Linked DNA regions of Homo sapiens: region 2 is linked to region 1. A link is a loop called in an ENCODE intact Hi-C map of the cell type or tissue named here. Cell type or tissue: tibial artery. All regions are shown on one strand. Each heading gives the region's core, and the rest is flanking DNA. Links, peaks and the distances in the headings are about the cores only.

What was found. Hi-C counts contacts between places; a loop is a spot of excess contacts. Peaks named below come from ENCODE experiments on the same cell type or tissue, not always from the same donor. Only the 100,000 strongest peaks of a DNase experiment are listed, where the experiment ranks them.
Region 2: it touches region 1 in a loop (3-fold over the local background); 2 of 110 quality-filtered maps call a loop at or near these places.

What each region holds. Positions count from the first base shown.
Region 1 is chr1:47,498,606-47,508,832 of GRCh38, forward strand. It overlaps LOC124904173 (a long non-coding RNA gene), which reads right to left and starts at 9,262. Exons shown (of 2, transcript XR_007066066.1): 1 at 8,991-9,262; 2 at 7,619-7,950. RefSeq lists silencers at 4,483-4,653, 9,605-9,884. In tibial artery, for the core only: a CTCF peak has its summit at 5,429; a DNase peak (open chromatin) is centred at 9,388; H3K4me3 peaks cover 435 bases; H3K27ac peaks cover 711 bases; H3K27me3 peaks cover 420 bases.
Region 2 is chr1:47,565,757-47,575,983 of GRCh38, forward strand. No RefSeq gene overlaps it. Among named protein-coding and RNA genes, the nearest start is that of LINC01738, 120 kb to the right of the region's middle. RefSeq lists an enhancer at 1,361-1,861. In tibial artery, for the core only: a CTCF peak has its summit at 4,266; a DNase peak (open chromatin) is centred at 4,140; H3K27ac peaks cover 2,208 bases.

The DNA of each region.
Region 1 (10,227 bases), core at 1,556-9,555:
GGTAGTAGTTGAGGTTCAGTTTCCCCCATATAGTTATCTAGTTGTTCTAGTACTATTTTTTGAAGGGACTTTCTTTTCCCTATTAAATTGACTTGGTCAAAAATCAGTTGATATGTGTGGATCTATTTTGGACTCTGTTCTGTTGACCTGTTTGTCTACGCTTATGCCGGTTCCAACTTTTTGATTATTGTAGCTTTATGGTAACTCTTGAAATCAAGCAGTCTTAAGTTCCTGATCTTAGGGAAAAAAGAGCTTAATATTTCGTTATTGTCATGTTAGTTGTATGTTTTTCACATTAAAAAATCAGATTGAGAAAGTCCTCTTCTATTTTTAGATTGCTGAGAATTTGGATTGTAGAGGGGTATTGAACTTCATCAAATTATTTTTCAGCCCATATTGAGATGATCATTTGATTTTTCTCCTTCATTGTATTAATTTGGAAAATTGTACAAGCCACCTGTATTCTTGAGATAAGCCCCACTTGGTCATTCTATCTGTCTGTCTATCTATCTATCTATCTATCTATCTATCTATCTATCTATCTATCTATGTATTGATCTATTATATATCATATATAAATATATGTAACCAAATTTGATTTGACAGTACTTTTAAAAAGATTTTTGTGTTTATGTTTTTGAGGGGTATTGGTGTATAATTTTCTTTCTTATAATAATTAGGCCTGGTTTTGGTTATTAGAATTACACTAATCTCATATAATAAATTGGAAAGTGCCCCCTCCGCCTATATTTTCTGAAAGAGTTTATGTAAGTTTTGTATTATTTATTCATTAAATGTTTGAAAGAATTCACTATTGCAAACACCTGGAGTTTTATTTGTGGGAATTAAAAAAATTATGAATGCAATTTCTTTAAAGACATAGGGCTAATTCAGATTTTCTATTTCTTCTTGTGTCAGTATTGGCAATTTGTGTCTTTCAAAAAATGTGTTCATTGCACCTAAGTTGTTGAATTAACTAGCATAAAATTGTACGTAATATTCTATCACTTTAATGTCTGTAGTGATGTCTTTTCTTTTATTTCTGATGTTGGCAATTTGTGTCTTCTCTTTTTTTTTCCTTGATCAGTCTAGCTAGAGGCATATCAATTTTATTAATCTCATCAGAGAATCAGTTTTGGTTTAATTGGTTTTCTTTATTATTTATTTTCTATTTCAGTAAGTTTTACTCATCGTCAACATTTGTTTCCCCTTCTTTACTCCTCTTTTTTTATATTCTTAAAATGGCAATTTAGATCATGGATTTTAAATTATTCTTATCTTTTAATATAAACATTTAAAGTTTAAAAATTTCCTATACAAATAACTTTAGCTACATTCCACAAATTTTTGTTGTTTTTTTTTCATTATAATTCAATGCTCATGTCCTTACTCCATTCATGTCTGTGGTCAACCATCAGTTTCTTAGAGTCTTTCCCTTATCAGTTCATATAGAATAGCCCCTTTACCCTTACCAGCCTTACTTACTTTACTCTGTCTTATTTTTTATTCTGCCTTATTTTTTATAGCACCTAATACTTATTTATTATAATAAATACCTAATATTTATTATATTTGTATAACAACTTTACTCTGCTTTTTTATAACACCTTATATCACTATAATGTATTTATATATCACATTATACATATATAATATATATGATATGAGATTATGGCATGTAATAATTTATTTGTTCTTCTTTTTATTATCTGTCTTCTCCACTAAGCTCCTTGAAGGCAGGGACTATTTATTTTGTTTGGTGATGTATCTCAGTACTTTAGAAGAGCCCCATAAATATTTGTCGAATGAAGAAATAGAAAAATTATTTGACACCTTGTGCGAATAATCCCTTCTCAGAAACCTTACCTGGCAGTTTCCTTTAATTCTCAGAGAAGTTCACCTCACTTGTTTATACTCTTTTTGTACTTGCTTATACTTTATCATTGACTACAACTGGATCATTATTGTCTGTTTCTGTCTCCCCCAATGACCACCTGCCCAAGGACAAGGACTATGTCTTTATTCACCAGTGCTCAATACAGAGCCTGGCACAGAAGAGACTAGCAAATGTGTGACAAATGAATAAATGAAGTGTCATCAATCACTCCTGCCTTGCAAATCATCTGTGAACTAGACTTGGCTGTTAGACCAGAAGGCCTTCCCGTAAATCTGGAAGACATGAACTAGCAAAAGCTTTTAAGTTTATAAGATAGTGTTGTTTGTCTGTGATTTGGGCAATGAAACAAGTCTGCACCATGCTTTTCAGTTTATAAAGCTCTTTCCTATACATTATCACATTGGACCTTCACAACATACATGGGAAGAAGGCATTATTATCCTCATTTTTTGGATGAGGAAGCACAAGCTTAGAAAGGTGAAACCATGTAGCCAGGAACTGGAGAATTTGAGACTGGATCCAAGGTTTCTGAAATCTCCAGTCTCTTCCCAGCCAATGGAAGGAAGCATGTGCTTGACCTGGGGGCAAGATGAGTTCCAAGGCCTCATGGCCAGGTGTTATAAGGTTTGGCATCCAGTAAGCTGATGGGCCCATCAGGGGTGAAGGTGCTTGCGTAGCTGAAGTACACACTGAACTTGGGTTTCGTTGCTTTGATCCATAGACACAGCCTTATGTAGGGAAAAGAGCTCTTGGATTTTATTATTTATTTATTTATGTATTTATTTATTTATTTATTTATTTATTTTTGAGACAAGGCCTGGCTCTGTCACCCTGGCTGGAGTGCAGTGGTGCGATCTCAGCTGCTGCAACCTCCACCTCCTGGGCTCAGGCCATCCTCCCATGCCAGCCTCCCGAGTAGCTGGGACTACAGGCATGCACCACTTATTGGATTTTAAAACTGACGTCTCTCTATTATTAGTTAAGAACCTTGGACAAATGACTTCTCTCTGAGCCTTGGTTTTCACATCTCTAGAATGGAGCTTAAATACCCACCACCTAGAGTTGCTGTGAGAGTGACAGGAGAGATTCACGTAAGTGGATTTTGTAGGGACTCTTATAAAGTAGCTCCTCTGCCTTAGATAATTTTCACTGGTCCCTAAAATGCCCTTGTATTCATAGTATTCTCCCTGGCGGTTTATTTCTCATTGATATTGGACACCAGAACAAGGGAAGGGTGGCACAGCTCGATGGCGAATCTGTAAACTGTCATTGTTCCATCATATCTGAGCTCCCAGCAGTTAAGCAATGGCTCTGGCCCCATGCTGACTGCCTGGGGATGAGGTCAGTGGGTAACAAACCACAGCACTTACTGACCACTGATCATAATGACAGCTATCATTTACCGACTGCTATTTATTATTTATTCTGCTCAGAGAAAGGATCTGAGCCCAAATTCCCTGGCTAGGTCCTAAAGGTCCTTCTTCCAGATCATCTCAGTTGTCTTTCCTCTAATCTTTGGGAAGCTAGATCCTGCTCCCTGTACTTCATCTCTGGCTGTGGTCCTATTTCAGCTCAAACCCTCCTCTGGGTCCCTTCCTCTAATATCAGTAGCAGCATAGATGGAATATGGCATGATTTGATTCCAACTAACCTTACCATCTGCCTTTCCTGCCACTTCGAGTCTACAGCCTACACATTGGTCTGTTACTGCCTTTCCTGGAACTTGGCCAACACCATCCTTCCTCTAGGTTTCTGCCTATGCTGTTCCTTTTGCCTGGAACATCCTTCACCAAATCTCTACTGGCTCTTGACGACAGGTCTCTGCCCAGCTTGATGATTTTGCCAAGACCACTTAAACCTGTTAAAATCTGACCTATTTTGCTTAGATGGACCATGAGTCCTGTAAACTCCAGTGCATCTAGGATAAGGATGCCAAATTCAGCAAAAAAAAAAAAAAAAATAATAATAATAATAATAATTAATAAATACATACAGGGCTTCCAGTCAAATTTGAATTTCAGATAAATAACAAATTGTTTTAATATAAGTATGTCTGTACAATATTTGGGGCATACTTATGCTGAAAATGATTTGTAATTTATCTAAAATTCAAATTTAACTAGGCATCCTGTGTTTTATGTGGCAACCCTAATCCATGGGTGTGTAAGTGTATCATAGCTCTGCAGCCTCCTGAGAGGGGTGATGCTTTTGTTATGATTTAGACTGGGAGAGGGCATTGGGGGTCTGGAAATGGAGTTGGCCTGAGAGCCTGTCTAGTCTAGGGCCCCCATTTCACAGACCAGAGAATGAAAGAATGTGCCCAAGTTCACACAGCAGTGGGAGCAGCAAAGGGGAGGCTGGAACTCGGGGCCCCAGATTCCCAGGCCCCCTCCTGTGCCAGCAACTCTCTGCTCTGGGCTGATGGAACAGCTCAGGTTCCCACTCCCCTGCCCCTGACCTGCCCTTCGCTGGCTTCAGAGGGGGGGTCTGATGACGAAATGTGATCCTGCCATAAAATCTATACCAAACCAACTCTTCTCACAGCCCACCCGCCCGCCTCAAAGGGGGGCGCCTAATCCCCATTTATGGAGCCAAGCAGCTGGGCCCGGCCTGAGTCTTTGAACGTGAGCTTGGGGTACCCTGGGTCAGCCCAGTCTTGGCAAGAGGAACCTGAGAGTGAGGGTATTTAGGGAAGCTGAGCAAGCTGAGGGGCCAGCCGGTCCCACGCCACCCAGCCCAAAGAGCACCAGTTAGGGTGAGAGCATAAATCAGAGTGGCTGAAGGCAGAGTGTCCCCGTGGACACATCTTTCAGGGTGTGTTCCTGAAGACTGGACTTTATTCCAGCAGCCGAGGAGAGACACTGGAGGTTTAAAACAGAGGGGAACATGGTCCTATTAGAAAGATGGATTGGAGACCCCTTAGTGAGATAACTCTGGAAGTTATTTGGGCAGAATGATTAAGTTCTGACTCAGAATGGTGGTGGGATGGAGAGAAGTGGAGAGAGAGCGGAGAGGTGTCAGGAGGTAGTGTCTGGACAGCTCGGGCTCTAAGGAGTCATAGGGATGCCTGCTGTCTGGTTGGGGTGTTGTGGTGGGCAGAGGTGCTGCTACAGACAAGGAACATTAGGGAAGGTGCAGGAAGACGCTGACTGGCCTTTGAAGATGCTGAGAAGGAGGAGCCTGTGGGGCAGCCAGCAGGGATGCAGAGGAAGGTGAGAGCCTGGGGTCAAGGAAGAGAGTTGGGATGGAGATGCCGAGTTGGGCATTATCAGCCTATGGACCTTGAGACTACGATTACTGAGGGGAAAAGAGAAGAGAAGAGGGTCGAGGAGTGAGCCCTGGGGAACACCAACACTAAGAGCTAGGCAGAAACGGGAGGGCCCACAGAGGAGATTAAGAAGGCAGGCCATAGAGGAAGGAGGAAAACCAGGAGAAGATGAGGATGTGAGAGTCAAGGAACAGTGAGGGCTCTGAGAGCCCCGCAAGCCAAGCCAGGGAAACTCTTGCTGGGTTTAGCAGCAGGTAGGTGGCAGCCTTGCCACAGCGGGGTAGTGGGTCTCAGGGACAGTGCTGATGTGCAGAGGAATGGGAGGTGAAGATGTGTAGATACTCGGTGTAGATAACTCTTTTTTTTTTTTTTTTTTTTGAGACAGAGTCTCACTCTTGTTGCCCAGGCTGAAGCACAATGTCACAGTCTCGGCTCACTGCAACCTCCGCTTCCCGGGTTCAAGCAAGTCTCCTGTCTTAGCCTCCCAAGTAGCTGAGATTACAGGCATGCACCACCATGCCTGGCTAATTTTGTATTTTTAGTAGAGATGGGGTTTCACCATATTGGTCAGGTTGGTATCGAACTCCTGACCTCAAGTGATCCACCCGCCTTGGCCTCCCAAAGTGCTGGGATTACAGGAGTGAGCCACCACACCCAGCCTGAGTGTAGATGACTCTTTAAAGAAGACTGGTTGGGAGGAGATTTGGGGGGTGCAGTAGCTGAAAGAGAACTGGGCTTGAAGAACCGGTTGAGATTCTTTTTTTTATTTTTTATTTTTTTTACAATAAGGATTTGTCATTTATTTATTAGCTACAAGGAATTGCAAGATATTTAGCTTCTCTGAACTCAGCTTTCTGTTCTTTTTTTGTTGTTGTTGTTGCTTGCCTTTTCTTTTTATTATTATTATTATTATACTTTAAGTTTTAGGGTACATGTGCACAACGTGCAGGTTAGTTACATATGTATACATGAGCCATGTTGGTGTGCTGCACCCATTAACTCGTCATTTAGCATTAGGTATCTCTCCTAATGCTATCCCTCCCCCCTCCCCCCACCCCACAACAGTCCCCGGTGTGTGATGTTCCCCTTCCTGTGTCCATGTGTTCTCATTGTTCAATTCCCACCTATGAGTGAGAACATGCGGTGTTTGGTTTTTTGTCCTTGCGATAGTTTGCTGATAATGATGGTTTCCAGCTTCATCCATGTCCCTACAAAGGACATGAACTCATCATTTTTTATGGCTGCATAGTATTCCATGGTGTATATGTGCCACATTTTCTTAATCCAGTCTATCATTGTTGGACATTTGGGTTGAGAACCGGTTGAGATTCTTAAGGAGTTTACCCACTGATGGGAAGGAGGCAGTAGAAAAAGGGAGGTAGAACAACATCTTTCACACTTTCTTGACACAACCCACAGTTAGACAGACATGTCCTTCCAGACCTGAGACACTTACACACACTGACACAACTTAAACAAAAGTTTTGTGACATATACTCATCTTTACTGTGTGTGATGTGCTCTGATATTTTCTTTCCTATTTTACTTAAAAAAATTTTTTTTAAGAGATAGGATCTTGCTCTGTTGCCCAGGCTAGAGTGCAGTGGCATGATCATAGCTCACTGCAGCCTCGAACTCCTGGGCTCAAGTGTTCCTCTTGCCTCAGCCTCCCAAGTAGCTGTGACTACAGGTGCATGCCACTACCCCTGGCTAATTTTAAAATTTGTTTTGGAGAGACAGGATCTTGCTATATTGCCCAGTCTGGTCTCAAGCTCTTGGGCTCAAGTGATCCTCCTGCCTCGGGCTCCCAAAGTGTTGGAATTATAGACATGAGCCACCATGCCCCATCCTATTTTATTGTTAAATACTGCTGGTCACAGTACCCTGAACTGAATTTGTGAACCTAAAATGGTTCAAAATGGGCAGCTTGAGAAATTCCGAGGTAGAAGATATGGACAAAGAGGAGGTGAGTCAATGGGGTGAACTCTCCTGGGTGGATCCAGAGGGGAAGAGCTGGCTTCTTATGGGAGGAGAGATGCTTTCATTACAATAAAAGGGAAGGAGATGAGGTTTGGAGGAAGCACAGGTGAATGTGTAGGTTTGTGGCTGAAAGTTGATGGCTTTTGTTTTGTCCATGAAGGTCACCTGTTGAAAGGGCAGGGGAAGGAAGGGAAAGGTTGGAGGATCTGAAGAGAGAGAGGAAAATTTGAACCACCACTGTGGGAAGCATAAAGAGCTGGGAAACAGTTGCATTTCCTGGCAGTTTTGAGGCTCGAAGGAGGTGGGAAGCCATGAATTTAAAGTGATATGCATTTACCTGGGATATTAGTGAAGCTTAAGCAAGAGGGTCCCTTCTTTTTGGGTGGGGGACAGTTAAGGCCTGGTACAAAACAATGGCACAGGGATTATATGATAAGTGAATGAACGAGCAAATAGCTCAATGAACAAATTTATCAATTCAACCAATATTTATTGAGCACCTACTATATGCCAGGTTCTGTTTTAGGAGGGGAATACAGGGGTGACAATGGCAAAATTCTTGCCCCTTTGGAGGCAACATGTGCAATGGAGCTTTTGAACTTCATGAGGCTTTTCTGAGGATTATTTTTGTTTTGTTCTTATTTTTAAAGGTAGCCAACCCAGTCTAATGGAAAATTTGGAAGGATGTTCATCATCTTGCCGCGTCTCTGTTTGTGTTCTATTTCAGCCTAACATGAAGGGAGCATCATCTTCGTTTTCACCAGCTCAGAGGGCAAAGCATCTTGTCCTGGGTCACACAGCACATCTGCAGAGAAACTGGTAGGGGTTGGGACAGCAGTTTCCCACTTTCTGTGCTGAGCTATTCCTGCTCGCCATGTAACCAGTGTCTCCACAACTTCTGACTGTGGTAGGATAATGGGGTGGGAGGTATGGGTGCCTGGATTTCAGCTTTCTGGAGGGAAATCTTGACATGCTTTTATTTTCTTGTTTCTTTGGGGTGGAGCAAATAAAAGGCAGTCAGGGGGTCCATCAGGCCCATGGGTACTGGTTCCAGGCATAGCCTGTCAGTGGGAATATCTGGCCTCAATGAAAGGTAAGGGTGCATGCAGGACCTAGCTGCCCACTCTTATACCATGGACACCAGAGAAGGTGTGGGGAGTGGGGAGTCAGCATTTGTTAAAGTGTGTGTGAGCACAAGTGCATACACACAGACACACATCAACAGTGCAGATACTTGTGCAAACACAAATGTACAAGTCCTTATTCGGATTCACAAGTATGGATATATAGCCACATATACAGGTGCGCACACACACACACAAATACACTCATGTTCGTGCATAAATACCCAGGCACATGTGCACACGTCCAAACAGACATACACATTTTAAACATGCATAGGTGTAGGTTCATGTCTTTGGCCATATTCAAATGCACATACATTAAGTGTATACTCACATACAACAAAGAATCAATCTAAAAGTGCTCATTGAGAGGTGCACACCGTGTAGGCACTCACGTTTCCCCAGCCTCATTTCTGTCTCAGTGCCTTTGCCCACGATCACATCCTCTGTTGCCTATGATCACATCCTCTTTTGCCTCAGGGCCTTTGCATAGGCTGTTCTGCTCTTGAAATATCTTCCCCTGCTGCCTCATCTTTTAGTCACAGTGTATCTAGTCTTTCATCTGAGACCCTCTACTTCCCCTTTCATAACACTCAGCCTCTATTGTTTTACTTGTCTGTTTCTCTCTAGACTGTTAGCTGTCTGTGGGTCCACATAAAAGAGCCTTAATAAATAAGTATAGGTTGACTGAGTGAATGACTACCATGTATGGAGTACTTACTGTATGCCAGGATCTGGAGTAGGTGGGCTTAGCTGTTTTCTTTCTCTTATTGTCCCCTAAATTTTATGGAGGAGGAAACGGAAATATCGTCAGTGCCAGAGCTGGGATTTGAACCCAGGGTGGACTCTTTCTACTCCCAAATGTTTCTCTGATTTCCCTCTTGCCCTGGAGTCTACTGCAAGTCAAGTTCATCCCCTTCTTCAGAGTAGCTTTGCTCTGTCCCCCACCGGGGCCCCTCCCGCTCAGCGGGGCTGAGGGGCTGGGGGCCTCGAGTCTCAGCTGGACTGTGGCATCAGGCCGGGGCTGAGCTGGGCCTTCCCCTGTGGGAGCAGAAATGGACTCCTGGGAACAAGTTTGCAAGGGATGCGGCCGGGCGGGGTTGTTCAGAGGACTCTGAAGGGGACTGTCGCCAGGAGAAAGCTCTCTCTGAGCTCAGTGGAAGCGCCGCGGGCGTCCTTCGCCTGGCCGGTTCCGGCGCTCTTATCTGGCGGGAAAGCCAGCTCCTCTACCGTGTCCCCTGTGCGCCCGCGGTCCTCTGAGGACGCCCGCCCCGTACCAACCCGTCCTGGCTTCCACTCGGCCCCGGAGACAGGGCGGGCGGGTGGCACCTTCGGGCCCCGCGGGGCGCCCGCCGCGGCGTGGGGCGTGGAGAGGGTGGCGACAGAGCGCGGGCGGGGACAGCGCGTGGGCCGCGGGGGGCGGGGCGCGGTGGCGAAATGGCTTTTCCAGATTAGGGGCCCAGCCCGCACTGTTGACACAGTCATAAGTTTTAATGAGAAATTTTGAGTATTTGTGTGGGAGACGCAGCCTCTGTGCACAGATGCTGCGGGCGGGCGGCGCGGGGGGCCGTCCCTCCCTGGGGCCGCCGCGGCCGCAGGCCCGGCACGGATTCCTTTCAGGCAGAGGGGAAACATTTAAACTCGCTCACCTTTGAACTGCCAGGGACGCTGTTTACCTTGGCTGCCCGAGTGGCAGTTTTACAGATATTAAATACCGACCCGAGGCTGAGCCGGGGCTCCTTCGCTCCCCGCCCCCGCCGGGGGGCTGCGCTGGGCACGCCGAGGCCCGGGATGCCCGTTCCACCGGGGGTCATCTCAGTGAGGGTCCCGAGCCCCTTTCTGCAGATGGTTTCTGTAATCTGTGCTGGGGAGACGCCCTGGGGCTCTCCGTTCTCGTCCACTCCTCAGCCTATTCATCTCCTAATTCGATTTTCTATGTCAGGGCGGAGCAGTGTGGA
Region 2 (10,227 bases), core at 1,207-9,206, 67 kb after region 1:
GTGCCTGCCTGTAAGAGCTGGGCCTTCGGTGGGAGGATAGCTGGGCAGCTGGACCCAGCAAGCTGGGGGGGCCAGCCGTGTTCAGTCTCCGGGAAATGAGTGTGGACACAGCGCAGGCCCAGTGGGGCTGCCCACCCTGGAATGCCTGGATCAGGTTCCCGGTGGCGTCTGAGCTCTGTAAACACAGTGGCTGGACAGGCCACCTCTCTGACGTCCATTGAAGGCAGCTCTGCCCAGGAGGAAAGCAGGATTGGGTCTGACAATTTGACATAAGCCACAGGGCAGTGTCCAGAGGCTGGGGAAGCCCAGCGACCCCCCTCCCCAATGTCTCCATGCTTGCTTGAGTGGCAGCTGCTCCCAATTACCATCCTCTGTAGAGCCAGGGGTCTTCGGAGTGGGAAGCCCCTCAGAGATCTAGGCTGCCTCTTCTGACAAAGGTGAAGAAACTGAGGCCCAGAAAGGAGCAGACACTTGTTAATTGCTGCAAGACTAGAGCTAGAAGCTTGGTCTCTGGCCTCCCACAACAGGGCTCTGGAAGATCTGAAGAAGATCCTTGGATGGCAGCTGGGAACTTGCCTCTCAACCTTCAGCTGCCCCTGGTAGGGGATTCCTTTGGACCCGTCAAGGAGCACTGGTGCGGGAGTCACTCACAGCCAAACCACACACAATGTCAAGTGTGAACACTTAGATGAATGGACATAGAGATCACAGTTGATGAACACCCACTAAGCACCAGGCTGTTAAATGCATAATATAGGCCAGCCATCTCTTGTGCCTTTTGTGGCCAGGCTGCTATTCACGTGGGAACACACTCATGGTAAATGCAGGCACATGCACACTGACATGTGCACACAATCACAGAGATGCATGGCCACGACCACTATTAGTACAGCCCCTTGTTAACATGCACATCAGCAACTGTGTCTGTCCGTGTATGCTCTTGTCAGGGACACATACATGCTCACTTGTGCACATGTATGCACACACACACCCCACACTCTCTCACACTTTTCCACTGGCAGCTCTGGCAGGTGTGCTGCCACTTGGACTTGAGATTAACAGTTCTCTCTGGGGTCTCTAGACTTTCACCTTTTTGTTCCTGATATATTTCAAAGTTCTACTGAAAAGTTTGAGGACAGGGGCTGAGGGAGGGGGCTGAGAATGGCAAAGCATTCGGCAAATGGGATAGCAAAGCAAGCAATTTAGAAAATTCTTGTCATTTTGAGCTCTTCCCAGAGATGCTCACGGGAGCCATAAAGATGCTCATGGCACCGGGCCTGCCGATGTCCAGCCTTGGGCTGGTCTCACTGCTGAGGAGCAGGCCTCCAGCTTCCTCAGGCCCAGCCTAGTCTCTTCATTGACACCAAGCCCACCACCCTCTGGTTGCTCCACCCTCCACTGAGAGTCCTGCTGGAGAGGGCTGTGCACACTCAACCCACTCTTCCCCAGACCAGGCTGCCCGGCTGCACACAACCTGCTGTAGGTTGATATGATGCAGCTAACGCTGAGAGCCAGGCACCATTTAGAGTGCTTTATATAGATTGGCTCATTGTCACAACAAACCTGTGTGTTACAAGGCCGGGCACGGTGGCTCACACCTGTAATCCCAGCACTTTGGGAGGCCGAGGCAGGTGGATCACAAGGTTAGGAGTCTGAGACCAGCCTGCCCAACATGGCGAAATCCTGTCTCTACTAAAAATACAAAAAATTAGCTGGGCATGGTGGCGGGCACCTGTAATCCCAGCTACTCGGGAGGCTGAGGCAGGATAATCACTTGAACCCAGGAGGTGGAGGTTGCAGTGAGCAGAGATCGATCTGCGCCACTGCACTCTAGCCTGGGCGACAGAGCGAGACTCTGTCTCAAAAACAAAAACAAAAACAAAAAACAAAAACAAAAAACCTGTGTGTTACAGACTATAGCTACATCCATCCTGCGGACAAAGAAACAGAGGCACAGAGAGGGAAAGCAACTGATCCTGAACCACAGGAAATAGAATAGCCAGGATTCACGTCTTAGCAATCTAGCTCACCCTCTTAATGGGTGGTAACAGTCACCATCTTAATCACTCTGTAGTGCCACCTGTTAGGACACAGGTCAGGTTAACTCCAAGAGGTTCCAGGACTTCAAGACCCCAGGGAGGACTGGGAGGAGGAGATTTGTACATCTTATGGGCACAAAGTGTGCCATGCCCTACTTTGTGCATGCCCTGTCCTGGGAGGGCCCATTGGCCTTGCCGCCATCAGATTCCACCCCTCAGGCTCTTTACACTGCAACAAGTGGATCCCTCTTCTAGCCCAGATATGGTCCTGCTAGCTCAACACCTCTGGACTGATGCAGTTTCCTTTAGGGTCCGTATTACAAGAGTTCCCACTGGATATAGCTAGGGCTAGAAGTGAGAATGCTGCACTGACAGGGCTGGGCTGTGCAGTCACCTGAGGTTGAATGTACAAAGGGGGACACAGTTCCCAAACCCATTCTTTCCTGCCCTGGGTCTTCTTCTCCCACTTGCATGTCTCATGCATGGTTTAAACTTCCCCACCTCCTACATTATGCTTATACTGTACACTCTCCATTACCTCCTCCAGCCTTCAAAGCTCACAATTGCCAACTCTTCTGGGAGCCTTCCTAGATCACACAGCTGGTATTGGCAGTCTCTGCAGGTCCCTTTTGCTCTGTGTCTGTGTCTTTATATAACCCCTCAGCCTGCCTTGGGTTGGATAGTTGCAACTGATTCTGTAGGTGCTTATTGAGTGCTGCCTATGTGCTAGGCGCTGGAAATACAGCTGTGAGCAAGACAGACATAGTCTGTACTTTCACGGAACTTCCAATCCTTCTTTGCTACTGGAATTAGGGGCTCTTCCACCAACTGGACCTTCTTAAATTTATTAATTTCATTCCCAGTGCCTGACACAGAAATAGCACGGAATAGGTGCTTAATGCATGTTTGAAGGATGGAATTTGTAATCTTGGTTCTTTATGATGCTTTAAAATTAATTTAAAAATAAATCAATTAATTTAAAAATTCAATCTGATTTACCATTCTAATTCAATTTGTTCTGGGAGGAGAGGGGTCCCCCAAGGGGCAGGGTGCAGGCTTGGGACCAGTCCTAGGCTGGTGGGGTGGGCGGGGATGGCCATCCTGTGGTGGTTGTGGCAGCAGCTGCAGAAGTGGACACATCTTTGTCTCTAGCCTTGGCCTGGCTGCCTGCCCACCCTCCCGCCTGCCATCCACATGGTGGAAATACTGACGAACAAGGCCCTTCCTGTCTTCCTCTCTTTCCCCCTTTTCTAAAAATAAGCTGGAACCTTCCCCTCATCTGCCCCCAATTTTCTCCTGCTTGACCCCGACGACCTCATACCCTCAGATGAGGCCACATGTGTGCCCACTGCTGGACAGATGGGCTGACCCCGCAGTGCAGATGGTGGGAGTGAGGAGCCCGCCCTGGCCTCTGCCCCAACCCAGCCGGCCCCTCCAGCTATGCCCTTCCTGGGAACAAAGCACTGGGCCAGCCCCTGGACTGCTGGTGGGATGGGAGAGAACTTGTTTGTAACAAAAATCTCCACCCGGGTTTTATGAACTGTCATGATAATAATAATCGCCCACATTTGTATACAAAGCACTTTCACATCCGTTATCTCCTTTAGTCCATGCAGTAACTCTTTGAGATTGGTATTATTGATAATGCCCGGAATGAACACATTAGGAAACCAGAGAGGTTCATTTACTTCGCTAAGGTTGCATAGCTAGGAAAGAACAGCACCAGGATTCAAATCTATATTTCTCAGATTCAAAATTCTGCCCCTTTACACTCTCTCTCCTGTTTGCCAATGTCTGAAATAGGCAGTGGTTTTGCAACTTTGTGCAGAGAGATTTTTTTTTTTTTTTTGAGACAGGGTCTCCCTCTGTCGCCCAGGCTTGAGTGCAGTGGTGCAATCTCTGCTCACTGTAACCTCCACCTCCCAGTCTCATGTGATCCCCCCACTTCAGCCTCTCAAGTAGCTGGGACTACAAGCATAAGCCACCACACCTGGCTACTTTTTTTTTGTTTGTTTAATAGACGGGGTTTTGCCATGTTGCCCAGGCTGGTCTTAAACTCCCGAGCTCAAGCTATCTGCCTGCTTCAGCCTCCGAAAGTGCTGGGATTACAGGCATGAGCCATCATGCCCGGCCCAGATATCTTCATATCATTCTTTTAGTTGCTATTTGTTGAGTTGGTATTAGTCACCTACTTGTGTGTCAAGCACTGTGCTGGGAGCTCCACCCTGACCCCAAGAGGAAGGAATTATTAAACTCACTTGGAGGAGGAGGAAGCTGAGACTCAGAGATGGAATGCGACTTGCCAAGGTCGTTCCGCGGTGAGACTGGGGCTTCAGTGTTTGGACTGAGGGCTGCCTGACTCCAGAGTTTTTTCTCTGCAAAACAACTCACAACAGTTGGCATCATGTGCTACCTTTTCTTGTTAAGTAATTATTAATAATTTGACAGAACATCTTTTGAGTGTCTGCTCTGTGTCAAGCATATGGACACAGGGATGAGCGAGACCCACACAACCTGCCCTAGTGGGCTTTATGAATTAGTGGAAGATGGACATGTAAATGGCAATTATGGTGCAGAGTGATAAACCATTATTAGCCATAATAGTAAGCTTTGCACAGTGCTTATTGCTCACTGAGGGCCCTCAAGGGAAATCTGGCCATTTCCATGTGATGCTGAAAACGGTCTGCTGGCCTCCCTGTGGCTGCAGCTTCATGTCTGAGCCTCCTGGCCTGGCATCCCAGGCCGTGGTGATGTGGTAGAGCCCACCTCTCCATCTTTGTCCCCTCCTGGCACCCTACCTCACTTTGTGCTCCAGCACCACCTAACTGCTAGAGGTACCTCACACACTGGGAGTTTCTCACCTTGGCTGCTTTATCCTGCTTGGCGTCTGCTGGAAATACCTCCTATCTCAGGCCCCACTTTCTCCTGGTTAACTCTTACCCTGCAAAACTCAGCTCAGATGGTACCGCCTGCCCAGGATACATGCGGTGGTTGGAAGGGGGGGATTTTCCTCTAATTGGAGATGTTTGAGCCAAGGATGGATGATCAGGGCAAAGAGACAAGTCATCTAATTTCTATGAGTTTCAGTTTCCTTTTCTGTGAAGTGGGCTCAAGAATAGGACTTAACTACAGGAAGATAAGGGGATTGCTAGAGGGAAGCACAGTAGCCTGTGGGAGCAAAGTGGAGTGTAACCCAGCCTGTGGGGTCAGGAAAGCTTCCTGGAGGACTCAACACCAAGGAGAAGCCTCAGATGGTATTAACGGCTAACACGTAATTGTGCTTCTTATGTGTGGGGTGCTGCTCTAAGCCCTTTGTGTATGTTAAATCATTTAATCTTTGTGACAACTCTGTGAGGCAAGTGCACCTCATTACACATCAGGAAATTGAGGCACAGGGAGATTAGGGGACCTGCTTAAGGCCACGCAGATAAGAAGGGGCAAAGCCTAAATTCTAACCCAGGCTCTTGGCTCCAGCATCCATGCTCTAGCCACTTACCTACTAAGGAAGGGGAAGAGCAGCGGGGGTGGAACCTAGAGCGCAGCACCAGGGCCATGCTTGTCGTTCCCACACCCTCTCCCCTGCCCCTGCCTCCCAGCCTCCATGCTGGAGTGGGGTCCTGGATGAAGAGTCAGTGGGGTTGTTCTCCTGACTGGGCCCTGGGCCCTCGGATTCATTTCTGCCTGGAAGCCAAGGGGCATCACTCAGTTGGTGAGGAGCTATGACAGAAATGACTCTCTTCTTCCTCCCATTTGCAGGGGCTTTTCATGCCTTTCAAAGCACTTTTCCTGTCTGTGATCTAAGCCTATTTTTACTAATAGAGAAAGAGGCCAAGACAAATCAAATGATCCCAGGACCCTTACCACAAAGTCATGATGGGTTTCCTCCCTCCCTCCCTCCTTCTCTCCTTCTTCCCTCCCTCCCTCCATCTCTCCCTCCTTCTCTTCTTTTCCTCTCATTTTCCTTTCCTTTTCTCTTGCCATAACTATTTATGTGGAGGAGGAGGGGAATAAGAGAATGAAATACGTAGGGGTTATAGAGTGGGAAGAGTACTGGACAGGAGTCAGAAGCCTTGATTTTTGGTCCTGGATTTGCCATTAATTTACCATATGACCTTAACAAGTCACTTTTTTCATCTTGATAACTTGGGGTAGGGGGCTGTCACATTCATTCTTTTATTTGACAGAATTGTTGTAAGAATCAGTTCAATAATATTTGTTCTTACATCTGGCCATCTATCCATCCATCTGTCCATCCATCCATCCATCCACCCATCCATCCATCCATCCATCCATTCATCCATCTGCTCATCCATCTACTCACTTATCCAACCATTCATCTGCCCACCCACTCATTTATCCATCCACCCATCTATGTCATCATCTATCTACTTATCATCCACCCACTGCCTCATTTACCATCCCTTTCACCTATCTACCACTCATCCATCCACCCACGCGTCCATCATCCATCCATCCCCTGGGTCCCTGCTCTGTACCATGCACCATAAGAGAAGGGCTGTAACTGCCATCTCCCCAAGGTGATTTCCTAGCTTCTCTTGTGGAATCTGAAGGCCCATTCCTACTTTTTTCTTGGAAGAAATGTCTGTGCCTCCAGTGTCACACTCACCAGATACCTTTTGTCACAATCAGTCCTTAAACAGACTGGGAGGTCCTGAAGGGCAAGGACTGAGGTTGATTCAGCTCACTGTCCCCAGTCTTGTCCAGCCCTCACCCTATATAAGCATCAATGACTGTTCTCTGAGTTCATGTCTGTTGAGCCCCTCCCACCGCCCCCATCCTAATTCATGCTCAGCTTTCGACGATAGTGTGAATTAGAGTGAGGGACCTGGAGTCAGATGGCAAACAGTTGCCTCGATGTCCTTTTCTCTTGGGAACCTTAGTCTTACTGTTTTTAGAGAAACATTCTTACCCTCTTTCTTCAGAGATCCAGAGAGGCTGAGTCCAAGTCAGGCTTACACAGCAAGCCAGTGAGAGACTTGGAATTGAAGCCCGGTCTTCTCATGCTAATGAGCAATCCCCACAGCCTCACTCATTCAGATGCTGCCCATGGAGACCTGCCACATGAGCTGCCAGGAGTGGGAGGCAGCTCTGAATCCCTAATCTTCCTCTCCATCTTGCTGGCCCTGGACCTGCCCCGTCAGCCCAAGCAGCCCTGTGGTACCAAGACCTGCTGGCTGCCCTGGCAAGACGTGGGGCTGGATCGGGATTGGAAGGCTAAGGGTTTGTTATTTTCGGGCTCAGGCCTGCTCCAGAGCTGCCAGGCCTCTGCTGCCTGGTGAGGACAACCCAGACTTTCCTGGTTCTGTCCAGCTGTGGCAGTCCCCAGGACCACGCTGAGTGACAGGGGTCAGGCCTCCCCCGGTGCCTGTGATGTGTCATTGGTAGCTGTGAGCTGGCCCCCCAGCTTCTCTGCTCCCAGAGGCCAGTCTCCTTAGGGAACGTGCACTTGATGGGCGGGCTGTAAACGAGCTGTCAGCAGAGGTGGTCTCGCCCCTCCCTCTCCTCCCTCCTGCCCTCCCTCCCTCAGAGTCTCAGAGCTCTCAGCCACATTGGAAGAATTAGGGGGCGGCTGGTCCAGGGAGGTGGCTGGTTCTCATGGTGGGGAGCGTGCATAAGTCCTAACACATTGGCACTGCGTGTGTGTGCTGGCCGCAGGAAGAGGGCCCTGGCTGTGTGGACGCCGTCCTGGGGGGCTTGGTAGGCAGGGCCTTCCCAGAAAGCCTTTCTCCCCAACTGGCCTCAGGACCTTTCTGGACCAGGGAGATGCCTCCAGTATTTTTCTGTTTGCATTCGTTATAGATTCTGCTCATCTTGTGTGGAAAAGATCCAGCCTGGGGCCTGGCTCTTGGGTCCTGGGTCAGCAAGATCTGCTGATGTGTGGCCTTGCGGGAGCCCTTTCCTTTCCATCTCTTTGTGGGGCTTCTATGGTCGCTAAGAGCTGTTGAGCTGACAATCTGGGATGCGGATCTACATTGTTTAGGAAGTGCTCACATCTACTCTCTTTACCCTCCACAACAATCCTGCAGAGTTGGTACTCTCAGACCCACTTACAGATAGGAAGATGGAGTCTCAGAGAGGGCAAGGCACATGGCCAGAGTCACATGGCCAGAAAATGGCAGAGCTGGGATGGAAACCAGTTTGTCATATTACAAAGTCCATGCTTTTTAACTTCTCTGTGTCCTTCCTGAAATCTGATGTTTTATAGGTCTCGAATGCCTGCTGTATACCCAACCCCGTGACGCTGTGGACTAGGTGGGGGCTGTGGCTCCTGCCCTCATTGAACAGGGAGCCCAGGTCCAAGGGCACAGACAGTGTCACCAAGGTTGGGGTCTCCTGTGTCTATAGGAGTGGTCAAGATGGCCAGGGCTACTGGAGTGGGCACAGCCAGCACCCCTGACTGACACTGCCAGGGGGCTGGAGGGGGCGCCAGCTGAGAACCCCAGGGACGGTGCTGAAAGGGAAGGGGGTTATATAGATGTTCCTACCCCTGCTGCCTCCCTCCCATTTTTGTGATAATTCAACAAGGCCTCCACTCCTCTCTTTATATCATTAAGAAGTCATAGTAGCTAAAGATGTACAGGGTGCTTGCTACTTGCTGTGTGCTGCATGAAGCCTTTTAGACGCATGCTGTGATTGAAACCTCACAACTACACTGTGGATGAGGTCCTATTATTATTCACATTTTAGAAATGAGAGAACAGACTCTGGGGCAGAGCTTCTGGCTCCAAGTCTTATGGTGCTAAGTAGCAGGGCAGGGATTTTATTTGACCCCAGGTCTGTGTGGGACCGTGCTACTCTCTCAACACAGGGCCACTTCCTGAGGAGGCAGCAGGAGCAGGAGCCGCCACCAGCCCTTCCCAGCCCAGCTTAGACCGGAAGCAATTAGATGGGCTTTGTGAGGCCTGGAAGGAACTTGGGCCAGGGGATCAGGGCACCCCTGGACCTTTCTCTGGTTCTCAGTCTGCTTCTCCATCAAATGGGGTAGCTTCCTTCTTCCCCCGGCCTCTGGAGTTTCCTGGGAGATATGGGTGGGCTTGAGGTGTCGAGAGTCTGCTCCAAGATGAAATGTGGCTGGAGATTCTGGAGTCCGGACCATCGGGAAGAGGCAAGACTGTCCCAGTCTGGGGGGCCGTGCGTCCTTTGGTGGCTCTATGAGCATCCAGCGCTCACCTCGCCGACCGCCAGGGCTGGAACTGGCAACACATGGATTTGATTGGGAAATCCGTGTGGGGGGTCTGAGGTGGGGGGTGGAACAGCTGATCAGCCTAAAAATAGCAGAGCCTGGAATTCTGGGGGTGCCCCATTCCAAATTTGGAAGTGGCCTGTAATGTTCTCTGTATCGGGCACCCTACGTGGGTGGCTTTTTGACGACTTGGGCAAGCACTATTATGGCAGCCGCACTGGGACAGGGAAGGTCTGGGCTCTGGTCCTGGCACAGCCTCTCCCTGGCTGAGTGACCTGGGCAGAGAAGGCCCATACCTTCTCTGGATGTCTGCCATTCGCCTTGCCCCAGCTGCTTGATAATTTCTGCCCTGGTCTTCTGGCAAGGTGGTTAGAGAGATGCATTTGGATAAATGTAAACTGTGAAGTGTTGCATATACATTTGTGGTCACCGGAAAAAGGGAAGGCACCCTGGGAGGGAAGATTTTATTACAGTGTCCAGGTATAGCTTCCAATGCCTTCCCGTCACTCCCAGCCTATTCTCTTAGATGTTTCCTGTTGCTTCTTCATAGAAAACGCTTCCTTTGCTGGAGCTAAAATCAGAATGGCACCCCCGTGGAACTGGCTGTGCTGACAGGTACCAAACTTTCTGTCACTGGAGGCATTCAAGACATAGGCAGACAATACCTGGCAGGGATATCATTTATGGTTTAGACTAGATGCTGATGAACTTCCTCTGACCCTCAGAACCTGATCTTCTGTCCATGGGGGCTACACTCTACCTATTATATCTGACTTGGGAGTGTCCTGCTCAGATCTGGGGCAGACCCACTACCCTAGGGCCCCCTGCACTGATGGAGACTAAAGGACTTCAGCACCCTCACTGCCCATCAGTGTTCATGGGTCCAGTCTTCACCACACCTGAGCCTCCTCTTCTGGACATACTCCAATGCTTTTGTTATGTAACCCCCAGGACATCAGTTTCCCCTGCAGAATGGAGATGTTA